Regions from separate parts of the Homo sapiens genome. Here region 2 is linked to region 1. Evidence: read pairs that join two places in POLR2A ChIA-PET (ENCODE). Cell type or tissue: PC-9. All regions are shown on one strand.

Region 1 (5,000 bases):
GGGATCTATCTCTTCCCTCACCATTCTTACTACCCCACAAGCATACTCACCAATAACACTGCAGACACAGTTCTCCTTCTTGGCAATGTTCTGGAGCTGTCCCATTAGAGATGCTGTATTATCACTGCTTAGAGCAACAAGGCCCATATTCTTGAGGCTTTGATGGATTTCCTGAGATACCTGTTCACTCACAGTCAGTATAGCTTCCTCAGGCCTAGACCATGAAAGAAAGTAAGCTGGCACCCACCAGGTAACCCTGGCATAGGCCCAGGGCCCAGCATGCTGTATACCAGATGCCAGGCCCACTTGAGGGAGAATGTCAGCCACCCTCTCCACCCCTAAACCCCAGCCCCTGGCAGGCTATAGGGCCCAGTGGGTAGGTACAATGTCCTCACTGTAACCCTCAAGACACCAGCTATTCTCTATATGTGGCACTGTGTTCTACTTCTTAGCAAACAAGGTAAATGATAAAATCAACTCTGGAAAAGTATTTAGTTGTGCTCTTGGATCCACTCAGCATTCTTTAGTCCCATGGACTTTATTTTTATATATATATGTTTAAGACTTTCTTAGGCATTTTCCAGAATCATCTGTCCCACCTCATCAGTTATAACTACAACCTGGCCTTCTGATTCCTCTTTTTCCTTTGGTGTGATGGCCTGCACACAGCGGGATGTTCAATAAATATTGCTGACCGACTGACCAAGTCCTGGATATATGTGATGATACCAGCCCACAGTCACCACTCAACTAGATAATGACCCTTTTGCAGCAAACTATCTTCCACACCCTTTTTGGAAGAAAGGTTTTTTTTTGTTACACCCTCATGACCACTTATGGAAAGAAACCAACAATCTTTGTAGATGGTTCCACAGGGCCTTTCTGTGGTTTGTGGTAGACAGTAAGCAATCGTTCATTACCTGCCTATGTTCTAAATACCACATATCACCTTCTACTCTAAAAAGTAACTATGCAGCTCACCTGGAGTGAAAGTCTTCCAACAAGGATTTGGTTATGCGTTTCAGTTTATCTACAAATTGGGGTGAGCCAAACAAAACACTGCCGGAGAAACTACTGGCCACCAGCAAGACTGAGGCCATGACGGTTAACTGGTGCAACTGGGACTTCAGCTCCTGCAGCCGGGTTCTGTCCATCAGCAGGGTCTGGGAACCAGGGAAGAACAGGCTGTCAGGGGAAGTCCCGATGGAAGCCCTGAACACAAAACAAGGCAATGCCCCCAGACATTCCTACCTCAGGGAACTCTTCATTTTCAAGGTCCCAGAGAAGGAGGTTCAAGAAGCCCTGACACAGCACCATTGTGGGGCTGAGGGGCTCTGGGTTGTTGGCTGCCTCATTGGGAGAGGGGCCAGCCACACTGGAGGAGTCAGAAGTGTCTGGGCAAGTCGGAGGTGACATGGTGAGGTCTCCTGCTGCTTGGGTCAGCCATTTGGTGGTGTGATTAAGGAGACCTATGACAGGTAAGGGAGTGTGTAAGCATCTTTAGCATCTTCATCTCTGAGGCTTCAAGACCAAGGTTCTTTTCAAGTATACTCCTGGTCAATAAATAAATGCTTTGAGGGTCTTTCTGTCTTAGATAAATGTTCCTTCTCCCTCCCTTCACCTAATAAGCAACTTTCTATTCCTAAAAAGAGATAGAGTACTCTCTAACATTATAAAAGTCAGACCCAAGGTAATACCTTTCCCACTCCTGCCCTCACATTATATACATACTAGGCTGCTTATTGAGGAGTTCCTGGAATTTAGCCCGTTCATACTGAATGGAATGTTCCTGCAGGTGGGGTTGAAGGCTCTGGATAGTGTAGTTCACCATGTCCATTTTCATCCGGCCCAGAACCTGGAAGATCCCTCTGACACAGGGGGAAAGAGAATATTTATACTACTAAGCTAGAAACCCACCCAAGGAGTCATTAAATCACTGTATTTTAGAGTTAGGAGGGGCTTAAGACTAACTTAGTCTTACCTCCTACATTTTCAGAAGATAACATGTGGCCCAGAACCCAATACCCAGGGTGAGTCAGTGGCAGAATTGGGAACAGCTAAGTCTCTGGACCTTGAAGCCTTCAGTCTAGATCTCCTTCACTATGGTCATTCTGTTGCCTCTTAAAAAGGGTAGTCAGTGGAAAGAAATACACCAGCATGCTAACAATTCTCTTCAGGAAGTAGGATTATAGGTGATGCTATTTCTGACTCACTGGACCAACTGCTTTTTTTTTTTTTTTTTTAAACTTTCTGGGTCTTGGTTCCTAGAGTTGTGAAATACGGATGACCACTCATCACTGTCTCCTCATAGTGTGTGAACCGAAAGAAGAGAAAACCTGGGAAAGGGCCCGAGGGCTGGGCAAGGTCGCTCATGCCTGTAATCCCAGCACTTTGGGAGGCCGAGGTGGGTGAATCACCTGAGGTCAGGAGTTTGAGACCAGCCTGGCCAACATGGTGAAACTTTGTCTCTATTAAAAATACAAAAGTTAGCCAGGTGTGGTGGTGTGCACCTGTAGTCCCAGCTACTCGGGAGGCTGAGGCAGGAGAATCGCTTGAACCCAGGAGGCACAGGTTGCAGTGAGCTGAGATCTCACTGCTGTACCTGGGCAACAAGAGTGAAACTCCATCTCAAAAAAAAAGAAAGAAAAAAAAAAACCTGGGAAAGGGATGTTTTAACTCCTTAAAAGAAAGAAGTATGTACTGTAGTGTCTTATGGTATTACAGAGGGGGGGCCCAATCAAGCTAAGGATAACCAAAAGGCCCTGTGGGGCCATCTTTGGAAAAGAAGAGTGAATTGACCAGAGGGGAGAAAAAGGGTGTTAGTCAGGTCTTTAGCAGGGAAGAGCTGGTCAAGACGATGGCTATAATCTAGGTCTGGCCCAGCTTTTCCGGGCTCAGGGGCTAAAGCAGGTTTTTGGGGGCAGTATCAAGTTTCATACCTCAGTAGCCAAACAGGATCCGTAATGTTTTCTAGTTTCTGCACTGCTTCATCTCGAACTGGTGCACACAGCAAAGCCATCATGTTGAGAACGTACTTAGAGAGATAGAGGACTTTCAGGGCCCCATGTTCTGCCTCCTGCTTGAGCAAGTCCATGTCCAGAGCTTCTTCAATCTCAATTCTCAGGCGGTTCTGGCGTGGTAATAGCAGTGATAGCAAGATCTGCCCAGGAAAGAAAGTCAAAGGAGTTGATCTGTTTAGATCCCCAAACTTTATCCAATGGGCAATCCCTTTAGCTAAAGACATACCAGCCTATGTTTTTTAAGGATCAAGAAGTTGGGTCCCTAAATTTCCCATGGAATATTATTTATCTTTGTTTAGAGGCCGGTGACAATTCAAGGATCAAGGGGATCAATTACAGGAATAGTATATCATTTTCTAGGCAGAATGAGATATAGAGATGAATAAAATCAAGGAGTGTGGTAAAAAGACATACGGGGTACAACAAATATAAAATACCCACCATCACATGGTGATGACGTCTCTTAACTTTAAAAGGGAGGCATTTTTTAGATTATTTTACTTCAAAGGGCAAGGATGAAATAGGCATAGGAGCTGTTGCAAGTCACTGAAATAGCCTATTAACCCCCAAAATAAGTTCATGGTAAACAGGGACTCTTATTCATCCCCTGCCTCTGTAACACACAGGACATGGTGGGGGCCTAGGGTATAGGATTCAATGAATATTTAATTGAATAGAATATGGTGTTGTCATAGCAAGATCTCAACTGTTTACCTTCATGTTAAACAAATAAAATCAAAGTTGCTCCATACTATCTACTTTAATTGCCAAACTCTGCCAGTTACCAATTTGGAGCCTCTCAGCTCCAAATCTACCCTTCAGTGCCTACTCTGCAAAAACGGAGCTGGGCCCTTGAATTATTTTTCCTTTGCTAGCTGACACAATGTTAGATTTTTGTCAAAAGAGGGTGGTAAAAAGAAACTGCAAGAGAAAAGGGCCTTCCTTCTTGGCTCTGGTATGCTCCTCTCAGCAAGCTCCTGCATTGTGGAAGCTTCTTTGTTCAAATTACTGCATGGTTTCTGCCTCTTGATTGGCTCTGACTGGTAAAAAGTTGAGTGAGGTTTGATGACCAGCAAGTTTCAAGTACTTTAGATGCCTTAAACACATGCAAACTTGAGGATAGCAGATGATCTCCACAAAAATTCAGGGGCCTGTCACCTCAGTAAAGTTTCTAGAGTTTCAGTGGTCAGGAGCTTTTCAAGTGATATCCTCCAAGGTGAAGGACAAATTGCTGTACCTGAACCACCCACCATTAAAAAAAAGGCATAACACTTAGTAGGCCTTTTATAATATTTTTTTTCTTTTGAGACAGAGTTTCAATCTGTTGCTCAGGCTGAAGTGCAGTGGCATGATCATGGCCTCCAACTCCTGAGCCCAAGTGATCCTCCCACCTCAGCCTCCTGAGTAGCTAGGACTACAGGCACATGTCACCATGTCCAGCTTAGTTTTCTTTCTTTTTTTTTTTTTTTTTGGAGAGATGGGGTCTCGCTGTGTTGCCAGGCTGGCCTCAAATTCCTGGTCTCAATCTATCCTCCTGCCTTGGCCTCCCAAAGTGCTGGGATTATAATCATAAGCCACTACACCTGGTCCTCCTTTTTGGATTCTTTTGAGACAGAGTCTCACTCTGTTGCCCAGGCTGGAGTGTAGTAGCATGATCACAGCTCACTGCAGCCTCAACCTCCTGGGCTCAAGTGATCCTCCCACCTCAACCTCCTAAGTAGCTGGAACTACAGGTATGACCACCATGCCCAGCTAATTAAAAAGATTTTTTTTTTTCTAGAGATGGAGGTCTTGCTGTGTTGTCCCTGCTGGTCTTGAACTCCTGGGCTCAAGAAACTTACCCTCCTTGGCCTCTCAAAGTGCTAGAATTACAGGCCTGAGCCACCACAGCCAGCCCCTTTTCGGATTTTTGAGGCAACATGCACCACATTTGTGTTTGCTACTTTGACATTCATTTGAGTGATTTTGATTTATTTAGAA
Region 2 (5,000 bases), 1.2 Mb after region 1:
CTTTAGAAATCTAGAATTCAGGCCCCAACTGCAAATCAGCTCCTGCCCCAGCTGCAGGGGGATTCCAGCCCACCCAACCCCAGTTCTGCTTCCCCTTTCACCACATCCCCTAGGCCACTCACCTGAACAGGAGTTTCTGCCCCGGTTCCTTCTTAATGATATTAAGCTTATAATAGTGGCGCAGGGCACGAGACATCTTCTCGTAGGTCATGTTCACCCGGTTCTGGAAAGCAAAGCAGCCCCACATCAGCCCCACTCCCCATGTCCTGCTCCTTCCACACCTGGAAGGGAGTAGGGTGGACTGGACAGCTTCTTAAGCCTCTCATTCCAGGGATCTGTGAGGGTTTATGAGTGCTCACTTGAGTTTGGAAGGAAAAAGGCAGGGGAAGGTTGGGGAAGAAATGATGGGGCTGGGCAGGGTGGCTCACACCTGTAATCCCAACACTTTGGGAGGCCTAGGTGGGCAGATCGCTTGAGGTCAGGAGTTTGAGACCAGCCTGGCCAACATGGTGAAACCCTGTCTCTACTAAAAATACAAAAATTAGCCAGGCGTGATGGTGCGTGCCTGTAGTCCCAACTACTCAGGAGGCTGAGGCAGGAGAATCCCTTGAACCCAGGAGGCAGAGGTTGCAGTGAGCCGAGGTCATGTCACTAGACTACAGCCTGGGCAAAAGATTGAGACTCCATTACAAAAAGAAAGAAAGGAAGGAAGGAAGGAAGGCGAAAGGAAGGAAGGAAGGAAGGAAATGATGGAAAGGTTCTCCTGCCTACTTGGCTGAGAACATAGTGTGGGAGTGAACTGCATGTTACTTTTAAACAGCAAATGTCACAACAGTAACAAATAAATATATATATTTGTGGGAAATGCAATCAGAGAGACAGTATGGTGGGGTGGCATGGATGGCCTTGCCAGGCCACACCCTGGGTGACTTTGGCCAAGTCATTTCTTTCTCTCTCGGGGGTAGGCAGTGTGAGGTAGGGCCAAAGAGCCTGGGGTGTGGCATCAATTTAAGCCCCAGCTCCACCGCTTGTCAGCTGTGTCACCTTGGACAAGTTTCTTGACCTCTCTGAGTCTGCTTCCCCAGCTACATAATGAAAAGGAGAACACCCATCGCATAAGTCAAGGATTAAATTATTAATAGCTAATCCATGAAAGCAGTTAGCACAGTGTATGGCATGTAGTATATGCTCATTAAATGGGACTGCTGCTCTCTGGGCCTGTTTTCCTCCCTGTTCTATATGAGGATTAGACCAATAAGTCCTCCCGAACTTTAGTCATCTGCATCCTTCCAGCCACCAGCACTGCTAAGAGCAGTATAATATAGTGCAGCACATGGCCTGGGTTCAACTCCCTGTTCTGCCTCTTACATAGCAGGGGATGGGTAAACTTGGGGCAAGTTGTTAGCCCTCACTGAGCCTCAGTCTCCACATCCGACAACACCTACTTCACGAGCTTGGTATGAGGATTAAATGAATTAGTACAAGTGGAGCCCTCAGGGCAGTGCCTGGCAATCAGGCACATTACATCTTAGGAAAGGCTATAAATCGATGATTATCATTATCGTTAATAGTTTTCTTTAAAAGATTTTTTTTACTTAAAGAAACCTATTTATTTTAAAAGGCTACATTCCTTATATCACTGCTGTAAATCATGAGATGGTCATGGTAGTTACATTTTGTAATCCTAATTCAAAAATAATTATGAGGATATTAAACCACCTAAGATCATCTTACAGACACCCATTTAGGTATAGGCATTCCTCATCATGGGAATGCTGGCCTCAGTCATCCCCAGGCCTTTCCAGCCCTGACATCAGATGCTCCTGTTGGGCCTGAGACCTGGGTTTCTGTCCAGCTCCCCGCAGGAAAGCAGCTTCCTCATCTGGCCTAACTGTGCAGTTCATGTAAACATGCTTCTAAAGCCTGAAATACTAAGCAAAGGTAAGATTAAGCAATGAGAAGACACAATTGTTCAGTTTCAGAGACATTCCCCATCCATAAGAGGTAACTGCCTGTCCCTCAATAGCTCCCCAAATAAAATTATCCTGTCACTTTTGGGGCTGCTGATGAAGGCCCCATCAGCTGAGGATTGTCCCATAGTGCTAGGGGTCCACTCTGACCCCCAACTCTGTCCCCTTCTGGTTATGTTGAGACCATTCTGCTGGCCGAGGCTCACCTTGTGATTTCCCCAGAGTCTGGCGAGCCCATTTGGATCCACAACTCGGAAGATCTTGGCGTCCTTGTCTTCCCACTTGATGTAGGGCTCATATCGGGTATCAAGGAGCAGCTGATACACGTAATCCCACAGCAGGCGGCAGTCTGCAATTTAGCACAGGGAGTGCAGGCAGCGCAGCTTTACTGGAGCTGTGAGGACAGGTGTTAGAAAGGCACTCTTGGAAGCCTCCCGGCCAGAGCCCTAGGAGCACCAGCAGGAAGGTGAAAATGATGATATCAACAGAAACAGCCACTAATGGGGCTCCTCACGCATTGTCTCAGGCAGTCTTCCTGAGTCTGGGAAGTCGTTACCTTTATCCCCAGGAAGAGGTGAGGAAATGGGCTCAGAGGTGCAGAGGTATCTAAAGTTGCCAAGCTCCTAAGTGGCAGGTAGAGCAGGGAGTCTGACCGGCTCCACCCAGCATCAGAGCCATGTGAGGGCAGGTGCTGGGCCCACAGGCTGAGGGGCTGGGCCCCTGACCCCAGGTCCCTCTCTGCCCCTGGCCCACTCACTCAGCCCCCTGGACTTCTATTAATTATAACATCCACCCCTTCAAGCTCCCTAATGGTGAGGCTCAGGAAAACCAGGCATGCCATTGGGAGGGCAAGTGGGCATCCGGGAGCAACTGTGTGATCTGAAATCCCAGGACCTGGGCCTGTCGGCTGGGCCATTGCAGGCAAGTTACACAACCTTCTCTGAGCCAGCTTCCTTGTATGGGGTGGTGAGAGAATTAGGTAACATAATAGACCACAAAACCCTCAGCACAGTGCCTGGTATACTGTAAGTGCACGAAGAATGTTAAGCATTATAATTGAAGAATTCAGTAATTGCAAGAGGCTGAAGTGGGAGGATTCCTTGAGCCCAGGAATTTGAGGCAGCAGTGAGCTATGGTGGCATCACTGCACTCCAGCCTGGCAACAGAGTGAGACCCTGTCTCTTAAAAAAAAAAAAACCCAGTAATTGTGGATCATTGTGTTTGTTATTGATACATAATATTTATGCATGTTTCTGGCGTCCATGTGAGATCTTGTTGCATGCATAGAGTGTGTAACGATCAAGTCAGGGTACTTAGGGCATCCATCACCTCAAGTATTCATCATTTCTATGTGTTGGGCCAATTGTTTTTTAGTGACTTCTAGTCATTTCCAACCCAAAAGCCAGGCTTCTGCCCACTCTGTGGCTTCATAGAATAAATGTGGTGTGGACATAACAATGGGAACAATAGACACTGGGCACTGGGGACCACTACAGGGGAAGAGCCAGGGTGGAAAAAACTACCTATCACAGGCCGGCACGGTGGTTCACGCCTGTAATCCCAGCACCAAAGGAGGCCGAGGTGGGTGGATCACCTGAGGTCAGGAGTTCAAGACCAGCCTGTGGCCAACATGGTGAAACCGTCTCTACTAATAAAACAAAAATTAGCCAGGTGTGGTGGTGGGCGCCTGTAATCCCAGCTACCCAGGAGGCTGAGGCAGGAGAATCGCTTGAACCCGGGAGGCAGAGGATGCAGTGAGTTGAGATCATGCCACAGCTCTCCAGCCTGGGCAAAAGAGCCAGACTCCCGTCTCAAAAAAAGAAAAGAAAAGAAAAGAAAAACTTCCTATCAAGTACTATGCTGAGTACCTTGGTGACAGGATTATTCATACACCAAACCTCAGTGGCACGCAATTTACCCATGTAACAAACCTGCACATGCACCCCCTGAACCTAAAATAAAAGTTGAAAAAAAAAAAGAATAAATGCAGTGTCACTATTATGACTAGAAAAACACCCTTCAGCTTATCTGTCAGTCTGTCTGGTTGTCTGCCTGTTAATCCTTTAACAATGAATGCAGAGTGGAAGTGTATCATTTGGTTAGCGCTCAGGATCTGGAGCCAGACTGCCTGGGTTCACATCACACCTCAACCAGTGCTGTGTGATCTTGGAGAAGTTACTTAACCTTTCTGTGCCTCAATTTCCATATCTGTGAAATGGGGCTAATAATAGTACCAAACTCAAAAGGCCATTGTAGAATTAAATAAGGGCTTGGGAACCACGCCTGGCACATAGTGAATGCTCAATTATTTTAAAACAGATAAAGTTTTAAAAGGCAGGTGTGGCACTCCATGCTAATGTGAGTGTCAGAATATGACTGGGTAAATTGTCCCTGTGTGGGAGACAGGGTGAGGCTTGGTGATCCCAGGTATCACTGCCCTCTGTGACCAGATTGTGGCTAGCACACAGGACAGTCAACGCTACCCTGCAATCCCCCAGCCACAGACCTCCCATCACCAGGTCAAAATAGCCCTGTCCTCATCACTCGTGACTCTGAGACTCAGACTCAGTGCACCTTCCATGGCCAGAGGAACAGCCTCCCACTCACCAGCGATCCTGCCGTCAATGGGGGCCTGCGGCATCGCGGGGAAGGAACAGACCCCCTGGGTCCTGCAGCCGAGCTCTGCACAGTGACATAAGTTGAGGGACTCCTCCTTGCCAGGGGTCCACCTTGCCAGGCCAGGGTCATCCAGGTGGCCGAAGTTGCTGGTAAGCCCTGGGTCTGGTGGCTGCAGCAGGTGGCCCCTTCGGGTGTCCATCTGAGAGGGGCCAGTCACCTCTGCAAGCAGATGAGCACCAGTGGTAGCAGGCAGTGGGCCCCAAGCCTCCCCAACTCAATCCCTCAATGGTGAGCCTGGGAGCCCTGTGGGGCAGCACTCCTGATGCTCTTTCTCCAACCAGCCCCTGGTTAGAAGGTCAGGGAGGCAGTGGGGGGCAGTGGGTGAGGGCCAGACAGCCTAAGTGCTAACCC

The links. ChIA-PET counts read pairs that join two places held together with the same protein. Peaks named below come from ENCODE experiments on the same cell type or tissue, not always from the same donor. Only the 100,000 strongest peaks of a DNase experiment are listed, where the experiment ranks them.
Region 2: POLR2A ChIA-PET joins it to region 1 with 5 read pairs; 1 of 35 experiments calls an interaction of 5 or more read pairs at or near these places.

The regions. Positions count from the first base shown.
Region 1 is chr6:35,119,178-35,124,177 of GRCh38, forward strand. It overlaps TCP11 (t-complex 11), which reads right to left. Exons shown (of 10, transcript NM_001370687.1): 5 at 2,940-3,160; 6 at 1,732-1,868; 7 at 1,252-1,469; 8 at 982-1,163; 9 at 51-214. Among named protein-coding and RNA genes, the nearest start is that of TCP11, 20 kb to the right of the region's middle. In PC-9, no CTCF peak of the experiment used is centred here; DNase peaks (open chromatin) are centred at 1,754 and 2,254; H3K27ac peaks cover 2,596 bases.
Region 2 is chr6:36,366,753-36,371,752 of GRCh38, forward strand. ETV7 (ETS variant transcription factor 7) reads right to left here. Exons shown (of 8, transcript NM_016135.4): 5 at 4,578-4,808; 6 at 2,177-2,319; 7 at 123-223; 8 at 1-10. Among named protein-coding and RNA genes, the nearest start is that of ETV7-AS1, 17 kb to the right of the region's middle. In PC-9, no CTCF peak of the experiment used is centred here; a DNase peak (open chromatin) is centred at 2,969; H3K27ac peaks cover 519 bases.